Regions from separate parts of the Homo sapiens genome. Here region 1 is linked to region 2. A link is an interaction called in ENCODE POLR2A ChIA-PET data of the cell type or tissue named here. Cell type or tissue: CD4-positive, alpha-beta T cell. All regions are shown on one strand. Region 1 overlaps CHD3 (chromodomain helicase DNA binding protein 3). Region 2 holds the start of LOC107985075 (a long non-coding RNA gene).

Region 1 (4,000 bases), 180 kb before region 2:
GGAAGATAAAGGGGTGTAGCTGGCAGAGGACTAGGGTATACGGCCTCTAGCCTAGACTTATGCTGCCCCCATTCTTGACTCCCAGGGCCACACAAAAGGTCCCTTCCTGGTGAGTGCCCCACTCTCTACCATCATTAACTGGGAGCGGGAGTTCCAGATGTGGGCACCCAAATTCTATGTGGTGACATACACGGGTGACAAGGACAGCCGGGCCATCATTCGTGAGAATGAATTCTCCTTTGAGGACAATGCCATCAAAGGGGGCAAGAAAGCTTTTAAGATGAAGGTAAGACCCTCTACCTCATATCCTCTGAGACCCTCAAAGCTGTCACTTCTTTTTCTCAGCCAGGAATTCAGTTTCTCTATTCCCCTCCTCACCTTTCTCCTCTTCCTCCACCTGTCCTCCTGTCTCTGCACTACCATCCTAGAGATATGGCAGGTACTCCCAGGGGCATACATGGATCTGTCGGTACTGGAAATGTGGGCAGAGGTTTAGGAGCCATGGTCTGTAATCCCTGCTTGGAGAACAGAGTAATGGCTCCTGTTGGGAGCCACAGTCAGGACAAGGTGTCTGGTTCTGGAGGTGTAGGTGCATGGTTGTCAGGTGGCAGCTGAATGGGCAATAATTATGTTGGCAGAGGGAGGCACAGGTGAAGTTCCATGTTCTCCTGACATCGTATGAGCTGATCACCATTGATCAGGCAGCACTTGGTTCCATCCGCTGGGCCTGTCTTGTGGTAGATGAGGCCCATCGACTCAAGAACAACCAGTCCAAGGTGAGTGAGGTTTCCAGACCTAAAAAACTTGAAGTTGTGGACTTCCCACTTGCCTTGGTCCTAAAAAACAACAAAAATTCTGGGGATTTTCTGTAGTCTGGGAGGACGTCCAGGTTGGAAGAGGGAGAGGGCCAGAGATTTGGGGCCTCTGATCCTGAGTGAAATGGGAGCTGGGGCAGGGAAAGGCTGATGCTGTGGGTCGGTCACTTGTCACTAATAAGCCCATTTTCCTGCCTTGCCTTGCCCCATCTTTTAGTTTTTCAGGGTTCTCAATGGTTACAAGATAGATCATAAGTTGCTGCTGACAGGAACCCCATTGCAGAATAATCTGGAGGAGCTCTTCCATCTCCTGAACTTCCTCACCCCAGAGAGATTTAAGTAAGTGGTTCCCTAAGGGTAGTTGGCAGAGATGAGAGGTGGAGCAGATAAAATGAGCTGGTAGAGGATTAATCTGAGGTGGTAAGTCTGAGATCAGGGGCAAGGAACTTGCCGACCTGTTAATTTTCTTCTCTTCTGGCTCTTAGCAACTTGGAGGGCTTCCTGGAGGAGTTTGCTGACATATCCAAAGAGGACCAGATCAAGAAACTGCATGATTTGCTGGGGCCACACATGCTGCGGAGACTCAAGGCAGATGTCTTTAAGAACATGCCAGCCAAGACAGAGCTCATCGTTCGGGTGGAGCTAAGCCCCATGCAGAAGTAAGATGCAAGACGAGCTGCCTGGAGTAGGGCTTGGGGATTGATGGGAGCGTTCCAAGTGCAATATCATAATTGCTTCCTTTATTTATGTTTCTTTTACACCCCTTTCCTGGCCTTTAGGAAATACTACAAATACATCCTGACTCGAAATTTTGAGGCCTTGAATTCACGAGGTGGTGGGAACCAGGTGTCGCTGCTTAATATCATGATGGATCTTAAGAAGTGCTGCAACCATCCATACCTTTTTCCCGTGGCTGCTATGGTAGATACACAGAGCAGGGAGCTGATCGAACGCCCATTCTCAGAAAACATGGGTGGGGAGTAGTGGGGAGGTGGGTATTGAGCCACAGGGGTGGAGCTGGGCTGGAAGGCCACGGACTGGGTGTCTGAGAACAGGAGGAATTGGGAACATGTGGAAGCTGGATCCGGGCATCTGGCCTTCTAGGTGTGGCAAGAATATGGGGGCATGTTTCCAACTGACCCCCTCCTCCTCCTCTCTCCTCCCTTTTCAGGAGTCCCCCAAACTCCCCAGTGGGGCTTATGAGGGTGGGGCACTTATTAAGTCGTCTGGGAAGCTCATGCTGCTCCAGAAGATGCTGCGAAAGCTGAAGGAGCAAGGACACCGAGTGCTCATCTTCTCGCAGGTGACCTGTGCCCTTAGCTGTCTTTACATCTGCTTCCTCTTCCCTCTCCTCATCCTCCAGACTTTAATTTCTTACGGTCTTCCTGTGGCTGCTCTGGTGTGACAAATGAGGAGATTCCTCCTGTAAGAGTTTTTTTTTTTTTTTTTTTTTTTGAGACAGAGTTTCGCTCTTATTGCCCAGGCTGGAGTGCAGTGGCACGATCTCGGCTCACTGCAACCTCTGCTTCCTGGGTTCAAGTGATTCTCCTGCCTCAGCCTCCCAAGTAGCTGGGATTACAGGCGTGCACCACCATGCCTAGCTAATTTTTGTATTTTTAGTAGAGACGGGATTTCACCATGTTGGTCAGGATGGTCTCCATCACCTGACCTCAGGTGATCTGCCCGCCTCGGTCTCCCAAAGTGCTGGGATTACTGTATAGCAAGTTCATTCTTGGCCTCTGATGCCTGTTCTTAAGGTTGCTGGAAGTTGAGGTCCAGCTCTAGTTCCTTTTCAGCTGCATGAGGGAAGGGGGAGGGTGAGCCATCTGCCTCCTTAGGGACTGGTATTATTTCTTCATCTTATTGGCAGGTGAGGGTGAAGGGCACAGACCCTTTGGAAATGTGATGAAAGCTCTGGGTCTACTCACCAGAAAACTGCACATACAATGACACAATTTTGTACGGATTTTCAGGGGGTTCCTGGATTTCCCTGAAACCTTTTCATGGGTCTCAGAGAACCTCTGCCTTAGGAGAAACAATCTTAAATCAAGAGAGTGTGACAAGAGGGCCAGACGTGGTGGCTCACACCTGTAATCCCAGCACTTTGGGAGGCCGAGGCAGGAAGATCACTTGAGGTCAGGAGTTTCAAGACCAGCCTGGCCAACATGGTGAAACCCTGTCTCTACTTAAAATACAAAAATTAGCTGGGCGTGGTGGCGCACACCTGTAGTCCCAGCTACTAGGGAGGCTGAGGCGGTAGGATCACTTGAACCCAGGAGTGGAGGTTGCAGTGAGCAGAGATGGCACCACTGCACTCCAGCTAGGGCAACAGAATGAGACTCCATCTCAAAAAAAAATAAAAATAAATAAAAATAAGAAAAGAGAGTGTGACAAGAAGGTGGAATAATGAGGAGCTTAAGACAGGGCAGGGGTTCAGGTGTAAAGATTAGGGTTGAGTTTGTGTAAAGGAGTAGTTAGAATAAGCAAGCATCCCACCACCTCATTATTGCAGACTCCATCCTTTTCTCTTGCTCTAGATGACCAAAATGTTAGACTTGCTTGAGGACTTCTTAGACTATGAAGGCTACAAGTATGAGCGCATCGATGGTGGTATCACGGGTGCCCTGAGGCAGGAGGCCATCGATCGGTTTAATGGTGAGGGAGATACACTGGTCCCTGGTGGGTGTGGGAGGCCTGAGAAACCTGTGATAGGTCCCTGGGATGGGAGGGGGACTGGCTTGGGGGACATTGGAAACTTAGGCTTTGAGTTGGGGGCATGGTTGTTTGTCATCAGAGAACATCTAGGAGCAGGTGGACAGAACTACCGGGTACAAGAAAAACCTGATCCAACTCTCACCTCCTAGCTCCTGGGGCCCAACAATTCTGCTTCCTCCTGTCCACCCGAGCTGGGGGCCTGGGCATCAATCTGGCCACTGCTGACACTGTCATCATCTTTGATTCTGACTGGAACCCCCATAATGACATCCAGGTGGGAACTCGCATCCTAGAACCCCTGCACCATTTAGCAAGGAGATGTGGGTTCATGGAGGAGGGTGTCATGTTCCGGGGTCAGAAATAAATCTCTTCTGGGAGGAGAGAAGGCCCTTCTTCAGCAGCCTTCTTTCCTGAGGCAGCTCTATGGGCAGCTTCTCCCCGGCCACTCCCCTGACCCACCCGCCACTTTC
Region 2 (4,000 bases):
GATGGATGGATGAAGTCAAAGAGACAAGCACACCCCACAGACACATATACATGCACACACTCACAGATGCACACACATAGGGGCATACAAGTACAGCTGGCCCTCCGTATCCATGGGTTCCACACCAGTGGATTCCACCAGCAACAGATGGAAAATATTCTGGGAGAAAAAGTGTCTCTACTGAACGTGTACAGACTTTTTTTCCTTGTCATTCCCTAAACAATACAGTGTAACAACTATCTACATAGCATTTACATTGTATTGTATTGGGTACTATAAGAAATCCAGAAAGGATCTATTTTATTTCATTTTATTTATTTATTTATTTATTTATTTATTTATTTATTTATTTATTTTTGAGAAGGAGTCTTGCTCTGTCACCAGGCTGGAGTGCAGTGGCACGATCTCTGCTCACTGCAACCTCTGCCTCCTGGGTTCAAGAGATTCTCCTGCCTCAGCCTCCTGAATATCTGGGACTACAGGCGCCGCCCCCGACCATGCCCAGCTAATTTTTGTAGTTTTAGTAAAGATGGGGTTTCCCCATGTTGGCCAAGCTGGTCTTGAGCTCCTGACCTCAGGTAATCTGCCCACCTCGGCCTCCCAAAGTGCTGGGGATTACAGGCGTGAGCCACCACACCGGGCCTAGAGAGCGGGCCTAGAGAGGATTGAAAATACACAAGAGGGCCGGGCGAGGTGGCTCACGCCTGTAGTCCCAGCACTTTGGGAGGCTGAGGCGGGAGAATCGCTTGAGCCCAGGAGTGCAACATGGAAGAAAGCGTAGCGCTCCTTGTGTACACGCAGCAGCAAGAGCTCACCCAGCTCCGCTGAGCAGCGCACTTTGTACTTCTGTACCTCAGGGGACCAAGACAGCAAGCAGGTGAGAGGCGGGGAACTGCCAAGGCGGTCCTTGAGCCTTGCAAGGTGCATCTCCACCTAAGCCTATTCGGGCATACAAACCTGAGCTGCTCCCAGCCCATACCGGGCTTTTGTATGAACTAGAAAAATGTGCCCAGGCTGGACGCGGTGGCTCACGCCTGTGATCCCAACACACAAGAAGATGTGTGTAAGTTATATGTAAATACTGGGACTTTTTTTTTTTTTTTTTTTTTGAGATGGAGTCTCGCTCTGTCGCCCAGAGCGACATGCAGTGGCATGATCTAGGCTCACTGCAAGCTCCGCTTCCTGGGTTCACGCCATTTTCCTGCCTCAGCCTCCCGAGTAGCTGGGACTACAGGCGCCCGCCACCACGCCCGGCTAAATTTTTGTATTTTTAGTAGAGACGGGGTTTCACCGTGTTAGCCAGGATGGTCTCGATCTCCTGACCTCGTGATCCGCCCGCCTCGGCCTCCCAAAGTGCTGGGATTACAGGCGTGAGCCACCGCGTCCGGCAATACTGGGACATTTTATATAAGAAACTTGAGCATCTGCAGATTTTGGCATCCCGGGGAGGTCCTGGAACCAATCTCTCAAGGATAACGAGAGACGGCTGAATACATGCAGGTCCACACGCTCACATAAGCGCGCGCACACTCGGAGGAGCATTCGCGCACACAGAGGCTCAGCGGCAGCGCCGCCTGCAGCCCAGGCACCTGGATGGCGATGGGCATCATCTTGCCCTCGGGTCCAAAGTGCAGCAGGCAGAGGGGGGCGCAGTGGTGCTGCTTCCGGCCGCTGAGCTCCACGGTGGGGATGCCCTCCATGATGCGGTAGTCGGCCAGGTAAATGTTCCCCTTCTGGAGGGGAGCCGCGATGGGTGGCAAGTAGGCACCCACACGGGAAGCCCGTGACCCGCGCCGCAGGTGCACAGGGCGCTGGCGACTAGGGGCAGGGGTGGGACGGGGACAGGGACGCGGGGTGCGGGCTTGCCTGGGACTGGCGCGGGCGCCGGAGGTGGGGAGAGACGGGGATGCCCGCGAGGGAGGCCGGGAGGAGGGCCGGGGTCTCCGCCGGAGCGGGCCTCACCTCCAGCTCCGCTTGCAAGCACGTTCCCTCGCCCAGGAACGGAGCCACCATGTCGTCTGTGACGGGGAACTTGTCTGGGATCCGCGTGCAGCGGCGGATCAGGCCGGGGTTGACGCCGTTGAGGTACTGGTACCCAAAGAAGGTGTCCTCTGCCCAGTGCTCGGCCACGTACTCTGCGAGGACGGCGCGAGGGCGTCACAAGGAGGCCCGGCCCCCCTCGGGGACGGAGAGGCATGGGACAGAAGAAGACTATGGGCACCGAGAGGAGTCGGGGAGGAAAACGAGGCCCCCAGCCTGGCGCTGAGCGGCCGGAGGAGCCCGGTGCGACATTTTCCAAGAAGCCGCCAGAGGGCGCGCGCGCGCCTCGCTGCCTCTCCCGTCCCACTGCCCCGAAGTCGGGGGCCTGCCTAGCACGCCGGAGACCGCCTGGCTCCCCCTGCTCGATCCGGGACGCCCCATTCCATACCGGAGACGACAGATTTCTTGCCAGGGAAAATTTTCCTAATGTCCTTCAGCCTCTTCCACGAATGTTTGCAGTCCAACAGGCCGCGGACTTTGAAAGCCAGTGCCCTAGGAGATGGGATTCCAGGAAGAGGCCTTCAGAGGGGCTGCCAAGCGCCGGCTGGGGCAGGTGGCGGGGCCGCCCCATCCACTTAGGTCTCTGGGTCTCAGGGTCTGTGCGTCGCAAAGTCTCTGGGTCCCATGTCTCAAGATCTTTGCATCTCTAGGTCTCTGGGATCATGTCTCAGGTTTTCTGGGTCTGCGTTTCAGCTCCCTCTGCCTTCCTGGCCATTCCAACCTCTGGGGCTGTCTTGGAGGCCGCCAAGGTTGGGGGAGAGGGAAAGTTCTTGCAGGAGCCCTCGTTCTCCCGTCACTCACACGGACTCACATGGGCCCCAGGCGGACGAAGAAGGAGGCCGTCTTGAGGAAGGAGTAGCGGAGATTTAAGTTCAGGAACTTGGTGGCCTTAAAGTTGATGAGAATTGGGAATCCCGGAATATAGCCATTCCACCTGTGGGGAGAAGCGCAGGGCAACTGGGATCCAGGGGGCGGGGAGGAGGCAGGCGCCCAGGGGAAAACCATGGGCGGGGCCCAGCACAGCTTCGGGTCCTTACTCAGGCCGGTTGGGGTTGCGATGCCTCCGCACCGGAGGGCGGTAACTGGGAATGTGCACATAGCTGGGCAGGCCAGGAAGAAAGACTCGCCAGCTGCAAGGGAAACCGAGATGTCACCCTCATGCCCGTGCACCACCCCAGGGCAAAGGGCCAGAGCCATCACTGCCCCCCACCTCCCTGGACCCCTGCCGGGCGCCCAGACTCTGCCACCCGCCCCCTCACTGGTAGAAGTCCTGCTTGGCTCTGATCTCCTCTTTTCTGTGCTCCAGGAGGACGGGGAGCGAGTCATCTGCTGTTGTCTTTCCTGTAGGGAGACCAAGGAGAGGACTCAAGGGCTGACCCTTGCCCCTGCCCACTTCAGGAAGCAGGAGTTCAGCTTCTGTGCCCCAGGTCGTCTCTGGGGGGGCCCATGACCAAGGAGTGGGAAGGCTCACCTTGGGAGAGTGAAGGTGCGTCCTGTCCGGAAATATCAGATAAAAGAATCACGGACCCACCCTCTTTCCTCTTGCTCTACTGTCAAGCTAAGCTCTGCTGCTGCAAAAAGTCCCTCCTCTAGACCCACTGAAATATTTTTTATTTCTATAAATTCATGGAGTACAAGAGCAATGTTGTTACATGCATAGTGGCCAAGTTAGGGCTTTAGGTTACCCATCACCCAAATAAAGTATATTGTACCCATTAAGTAATTTCTCATCATCCACCCCCTCCCATCCTCTCACCCTTGAGAGTCTCCATTGTCTATTGTTTTGCTATGTCCATGTGTACACATTTTTTTTTTAATGGAGTCTCGTTCTTGTCACCCAGCCTGGAATGCAATGGCATGATCTCGGCTCACTGCAACCTCTGCCTCCTGGGTTCAAGCGATTCTGCTGCCTCAGTGTCCGGAGTAGGTGGGATTACAGGTGCCTGCCACCATGCCCGGC

Evidence for each region. Peaks named below come from ENCODE experiments on the same cell type or tissue, not always from the same donor. Only the 100,000 strongest peaks of a DNase experiment are listed, where the experiment ranks them.
Region 1: POLR2A ChIA-PET joins it to region 2 with 7 read pairs; 3 of 35 experiments call an interaction of 5 or more read pairs at or near these places.

Annotation. Positions count from the first base shown.
Region 1 is chr17:7,899,258-7,903,257 of GRCh38, forward strand. It overlaps CHD3 (chromodomain helicase DNA binding protein 3), which reads left to right. Exons shown (of 40, transcript NM_001005273.3): 15 at 86-286; 16 at 639-776; 17 at 1,033-1,154; 18 at 1,301-1,474; 19 at 1,595-1,736; 20 at 1,987-2,118; 21 at 3,353-3,470; 22 at 3,680-3,804. Among named protein-coding and RNA genes, the nearest start is that of CHD3, 12 kb to the left of the region's middle. RefSeq lists an enhancer at 3,434-4,000. In CD4-positive, alpha-beta T cell, no CTCF peak of the experiment used is centred here; no DNase peak of the experiment used is centred here.
Region 2 is chr17:8,077,807-8,081,806 of GRCh38, forward strand. It overlaps ALOX12B (arachidonate 12-lipoxygenase, 12R type), which reads right to left. Exons shown (of 15, transcript NM_001139.3): 3 at 3,300-3,381; 4 at 3,078-3,170; 5 at 2,852-2,974; 6 at 2,429-2,532; 7 at 1,963-2,135; 8 at 1,590-1,733. LOC107985075 (a long non-coding RNA gene) reads left to right here and starts at 1,642. Exons shown (of 2, transcript XR_001752778.2): 1 at 1,642-1,718; 2 at 1,999-4,000. RefSeq lists a silencer at 1,816-1,995 and an enhancer at 2,056-2,165. In CD4-positive, alpha-beta T cell, CTCF peaks have their summits at 2,322 (motif pointing right) and 2,522; DNase peaks (open chromatin) are centred at 1,615, 2,045, 2,315 and 2,875; H3K4me3 peaks cover 1,372 bases; H3K27ac peaks cover 313 bases.